2 separate regions of the Homo sapiens genome follow, and region 1 is linked to region 2. The links are chromatin loops, found by intact Hi-C in ENCODE. Cell type or tissue: heart left ventricle. All regions are shown on one strand. Links, peaks and the distances in the headings refer to the core of each region. The heading gives the core; the rest is flanking DNA. Region 1 has its middle 69 kb from the start of CRAT37. Region 2 has its middle 160 kb from the start of CRAT37.

Evidence for each region. Hi-C counts contacts between places; a loop is a spot of excess contacts. Peaks named below come from ENCODE experiments on the same cell type or tissue, not always from the same donor. Only the 100,000 strongest peaks of a DNase experiment are listed, where the experiment ranks them.
Region 1: it touches region 2 in a loop (2.9-fold over the local background); 4 of 110 quality-filtered maps call a loop at or near these places.

What each region holds. Positions count from the first base shown.
Region 1 is chr15:91,530,958-91,533,873 of GRCh38, forward strand. No RefSeq gene overlaps it. Among named protein-coding and RNA genes, the nearest start is that of CRAT37, 69 kb to the left of the region's middle. In heart left ventricle, for the core only: no CTCF peak of the experiment used is centred there; no DNase peak of the experiment used is centred there; H3K27ac peaks cover 493 bases.
Region 2 is chr15:91,626,482-91,629,397 of GRCh38, forward strand. No RefSeq gene overlaps it. Among named protein-coding and RNA genes, the nearest start is that of CRAT37, 160 kb to the left of the region's middle. RefSeq lists an enhancer at 839-1,339. In heart left ventricle, for the core only: no CTCF peak of the experiment used is centred there; DNase peaks (open chromatin) are centred at 1,120 and 1,390; H3K27ac peaks cover 1,916 bases.

The DNA of each region.
Region 1 (2,916 bases), core at 313-2,812, 95 kb before region 2:
CTGGGTAAGAGGCAGAGTTGGCCTTTGAATATGAGCAGTCTGACTCCAGAGCCTTAGCCAGTATGCGACCCAACGGAAAGACAACACTGTGTCTGGTGCAGCCCCATCATTAAGTACAGAACACCAGTCCAGACCATTGCTAGTTCAGACAAGTGCTTCTGTGGCAGATCATGTTTCCAAAGATAGTGGCAAAAATATTTCCCATCCGGCGTGCTCTTAGAATCTGATCTTGGCTTTCCTCCTGTTGAGTGGCGGAACCTGTCTTCCAACCCTTGGACCTGAGCCGACCTTTGCAACTGCCTTCACTTATAGAGTCCAAAACAAGTGATATGATGTGTCTTCCAAGGCTGAGTTATAAAAATAGCTAATACTACTGCCATATTCTCTTAGAATGCGTGTTCTCGCAGCCCCACTACCATGCTATAAGGGAGCTTGAGCAGGCCAGGGAGAGCCCCATGTGGAAAGAAACCAGCACCCTGGCCCACGGTTCTGGTTCAGCTCCCAGTCAATATTCAGGACCAACTTTTCAGCTGCATGTGGGCACTACCTTGAAAGCAAATCTTCTGTCCTCTAGTTAATCTGCATCACCCACCTGACAGCCACCCATGGAGTAGAGATGTGCTTTTCCTGCCAAGCCTTACTCAAAATCCAGATGTATGAGCACAAGAAATGATTAAGTTCTTATGTTTTGGGGGTGCTTTTCTGAAGCAGTAAGTAACCATAATAGCTCCAAAAGCTACATCCTCTCAGCAAACGCATTAACACTTACATGTCGGGCTCTGTACCGGGCACTGCCACAGACCTTATCTGGTCTGTTTACAAATTAATTCTGTAAAGTACTGTGATTCCAAATTTACGGAGGAGAGACTGAAGGCAAGAGAGGCCAGTGAGTGCCTTACTCATTGGATGCTCATGAAACCAGCAGGCATATGATGGAACTGGGATTTAACTAAAGGTCTTTCTTAATTCAAGTGCTTGTCTTGTCACTAGTATTTTCTTTATATGTAGAATCCTGGTACACTAAAAGACGGTAACTGAAAGTGATAAACTAAAAGAAGCTCAGGACTGATGAGGTTAATGAAAACAGGCTTCCCTCAAATCTGGGATGATAGAATATTCTACTGTGACAATCAGATATAAGGTTATAATTTCCAATTGGAAAGTAGTAATAAGGATGATGATGAGATACTTACTGAATAAAAATTAAAATGAAAATAGGCCAGGCGTGGTGGCTCACATCTGTAATCCCAGCACTTTGGGAGGCCAAGGTGGGTGGATCACCTGAGGTCAGGAGTTCAAGACCAGCCTGGCCAACATGGTGAAACCCTGTCTCTACTAAAAATATATAAATTAGCTGGGCATGGTGGTGGGCGCCTGTAATCCCAGCTACTCAGGAGGCTGAGGCAGGAGAATCACTTGAACCTGGAAGGTGGAGGTTGCAGTGAGCAGAGATAGCGCCATTGCACTCCAGACTGGGCGACAAGAGTGAAACTCCATCTCAATAATAATAATAATAATACGTAACATAAAGTAAAATAAAAATAGTAAATTTTAAAAAGGAACAAGGTACTGTGTCAGGTGCTTCACATCACATTTAGTGATGCAGATATTTTTGACTCCAGTTCTAGGTGAGTGTACTGAGATTCACACAGGCCAAATAGTTTCCTGAAAGTCAACAGCAAGGAACTCTGACCATAAGCCCCTGGCATGTAACAATCTCATCATACTGTCTGACAGAGGGAGCTAAGGAAAACATACACACAATTCCAATAAAATATCCCATTCACTGACTGTGAGTGAACAAGGTGGAGAGGATGGCAGGGTGGACCAGAGCTTCCAGCAATAGCTCATTATCAGGTGGAACGCCGACAAGAGGCAATGGGTAATTGGCCACTGGAATGTCTCAGAAGGCTGTGAACTGCTCCGGTGAGCTCATGGGCCTAGCTGTGATTTAAAGTTCTCATCTTCTGGGCCCTATTCTGCCTGATGTCTGATGGCATCGCAACCCCAGAGAGCACTTCTTAGCTTTCTGATTCTTGGAAATGACCATTCTAAAGGCGCCCACGCTTTTGGAAAGTGTGGAAGACATTAAAAGGTTGTATTTAATTCTACTTTTATGAACACTCCTTGTTTCTGCTGGCTCTTATTAAAATGAATGAGACGTCTCTATGTCAACCATGGGTGTCTCTGATCTGTTCCAAATAATCTTTAAGAGAGGATCAACCAACCTTAAAGGAATTCTCTACCCCATCCCAGAGGAAAGCATAGACAAGTAACTGGAGAACCTCAAATCCAGGCCTCGCTGAAAAGTTGTTCGCCCAACTGGTAATTGCCCCAATGACAAGCACTTAAGAACAAAATTGAAGGCACAGGGAAGGTTGGTTGTAAGGAATATTTCTTCTAACTTGATGGCAAGAGACCACATGTAGAGGAAAACATGTTTTAAAAATAGTCACCTGTTTCCACAGTTTATTTCATTTCTGAAATAAAGGGTATCTGCTTGGAATTTTAAATGGAGGGGACAGGGAACAAAACCCTGGTTGCCATAGAAATGAAGAATTCTTTTCCAGTCAGAGGAGTATGAATTCAAGTGAAAAATCGGAATCAGGTGAGGTATTCCACAGGCAGAATCATCTATTATCCTGTAAAAATCTACAGCCAGAAGGAAAAATAAATGCTAAAGGGTATGTAGAGTACAGAATTATGAATTTCTCCATACATTAGTCACTTGCTTTTTAGATAAGCACTGGGACTCTTTGGCTGATCTAGTTCAAACATTAGCTTCCATATTAATGTAAAACCAATATTAAAATTAATTTTCATCCATTTCATTCATGTTGCAGAAATGATTAGGGCCCTGACAGATACTTAAAAGCTTTATAGAAGGACTGTGGTTTTTGAGACCATGCATGTGTG
Region 2 (2,916 bases), core at 117-2,616:
TAATTCTGTCACTTGGGAAGGACATATTAAGAAAAAGGCTCACAATGGAGATAGATGGATGAACAGCAGTAAAGCTGAGGCTGCCACACTTGAGTCTGAAGTCAGTGGTGTAGAAGTTAAATAACTTCAGTTTGATCCTCATAGTTACCTTCGAGGTTGGAATAATATGCCCACTTTTCAGGTGAGAAAATTAAGGCACAGAAAGGCTGCCTCCATGACTCCCTCAGCTAAGGGGATGAAGAGAGGAGGGGGCCAGGGAAATCTCCAAAGAGCAGTGAGGCTTTTCACTGTTACCATGACTTGGTAAAACATCTGTCACCCTTCACAGAAAATCAGTTGTTTGAAGGCAGGTGTTGTCCATGATTCCTGTTTAAACATTTGGGGCCAGCCAGGTGCCGGAAGCACAGCAGGTTTGGGTCCACAGTCAGGGATGGCACTGGAGCTGCCTGCCTTTCCCCACCCCTGCCCTTGTCTCGGGCCTGTATCTGGCAGGAAGTGTTGACGGCTCTGCAGGTCCATGTGTCCAGTACGTTATACTCCGAGGCCCTGGGGGGTGCTGCTCTCCTCCATGTTGCACTCATTCAGTTAGTCCAGTTGGCCAGAGCAGGCCCCGTGGCCTTAACACTCCTCACCAGCCCTCTCCCTCTCCCTCCTCCTGGGCACACAGGCTAACGCACGCTTCCGTGTGCTGTACATTGAGGCCTATAGCAAGATGATCATCAAATCCCAAATACTTGATTTGGGCTTAGAAAGAGAGAAGGGCCCTTTCACATTGCCCTTGCCCACCTGGTCTTCCCTAGATTCCCAGAGAACTCATCAGCGGTGTTTGGGCCACAATCCCAGCTAACAATCATAACTAAAGGGTACTTTGGTTCTCCGTTTACTACTGTCCCTCGTGTGTTTCAACCCCTCAGAAGCAGAGTTTTGTCCATGAGGCAATCTGGTAACATCATAGCTCTACTGCAAACCACTGCCACTGGCTTCTACGCGATGATTTGTTAAAGAAAACAGAAGTGGCATCTCTGGCATTCATGTGCACAGCTTTAAAAAGCTCCAGTGGCCACACTGCCAAAGCTGAAGGCTCCAGGTGGGGCAGGCCTTTCGCAAGAGCTGATTGTGCTGTTTGCTGGGTGAGAGAAAACAGAGTGGGGTGTCACAGGCCCCGGGCCTGGCAGTGGGGCTCTGCAGGGAAGAACCAGTGAAGAGAAGGGTTGCAGAGATTGGCTATCTTCCCAATCTCTCATTCCTACAGCACCACAGTGATTTTAATTAAATACCCACCCTGACTCAGCAGCAGCTGACAAGGCTATTCGCAGAGCCAGGAGCCTGATAAATAGAGTGTTACTGGAGGTAGTCAAACTTCAAGGCCGCTGCTGGAGCCCGCCAGCCCTACTCTTCTTGCCTGCCAGCACGCAGTGCCAATGACAGCCCCGTCTTCCTCTCCTTCAGTGGGACTCCCCAGGGGCTGCTTGGAGGCAGGCAAGCTGCGCCTTCTCAAAACCTTGTGGAAGAGACATTTTCTAGACTCCATTGGTCTTGGCTGCAAGACCAAGTTTCCTTTAGTGAACCCTTAATGGGAAAGCTGCTTAATTACCCTGTAAAGGTTGCTTCTGGTTTTTGCATAGCTGTGGCTGGAAGCTGAATTCTGAGAGCTCTCTGCAGCCTCTGGAGGAAGACAGAAGAGAACAACTCTCAAAGAGAGGAATCCTGGGTTCACACACCGCAGTGCAGAGCCGTGGAAAGCCTTAGGCTTTGTGCCAGACCCACGTGGGTTCTGACAGGGACTTTTCTGTCCCTTACCAGGGTTCCTAGGCTACTTACTCAACTTCTCCACCCTCAGTCTTCTAATACGCAAAATAGGATTAATAATAATATCTGTTTTATAGGATGTTAGGAGTACTCACTGAGACATAAATGGCACAATCTAACCCTTCAATAAGTGGTGACTATCATTTCAATGCATATTATCCAGGTAGATGATGAATAAAACCAGAGCCTATGGCAGAGCTGCCAAGACAAAGCAGATATTTATAAGCACTTGCAATATTTCAGACATCGAGCTACATGGTTTGCACATCATTCTAGGCAACAGGGGAAAATAGTTTTTCTGTTCCCTCTCTCCAAGGAGAGGATTCAAGGTCTCAGTGAGGCTGCCTCAGGCTCTTCTGCTTCAACATGTAATGCAACTGTCTCGTAGTGTTTGCCGGATTCAACTATTATTCAACACATTTCTACCCCTTTCCTTCTCTACCTTTAGATGAGGAAATTATCTCCTTGCCCCTTAATGTTGAGCTTGGCCCTGTTGTTTTTTTGCCAATAGCATGTGAGCAGAAGTGACAGTGTCTGAGTCCTGAGTTTAGGCCTGAAGGCGCATGGTGAGTTTCTGATCACCATTCTGGAAGTTTCCGACATCTGCCGGAGTCACTGCCTCTCTAACCTGGGCCCCTAAATGGGACACATGGGGAAGATTCGCAGCCTGAAATAGATCTGCTATAACCAGCCTGCAAACCTGTGAGCAAAAATAAATGCCTAGTGCTATATGCCAAATGATTTTTGTAGCTATTTGTTATGCAGCAATAGCTGACTAATTCAGTCTCCTGGGGAACTGAGCAGAAAACAAGACAAAGATATGTCTATTCTGGGGTCTCTAATATATCTGGGGATTCTGCTGTTCCCCTGAACCCAAAATTCTACCAAGAAGAAAAATAACCACTATCTTTTTAGGAATAACTGACTCCCTTCTCTTTTTGCCCACATTAGGCTTAACAAAAGAGAAAATGGTTTAGCAACTATTCTTCTCCAGCTTTCCCATCTTACACCTGAACTTCTACATTTTATGATCTTTGACTCAACTTGGACAATTTCCCAATGAGGCAAAGGTGGCCATTACTAGCAGCCACAGAGAGAAGGGATTAG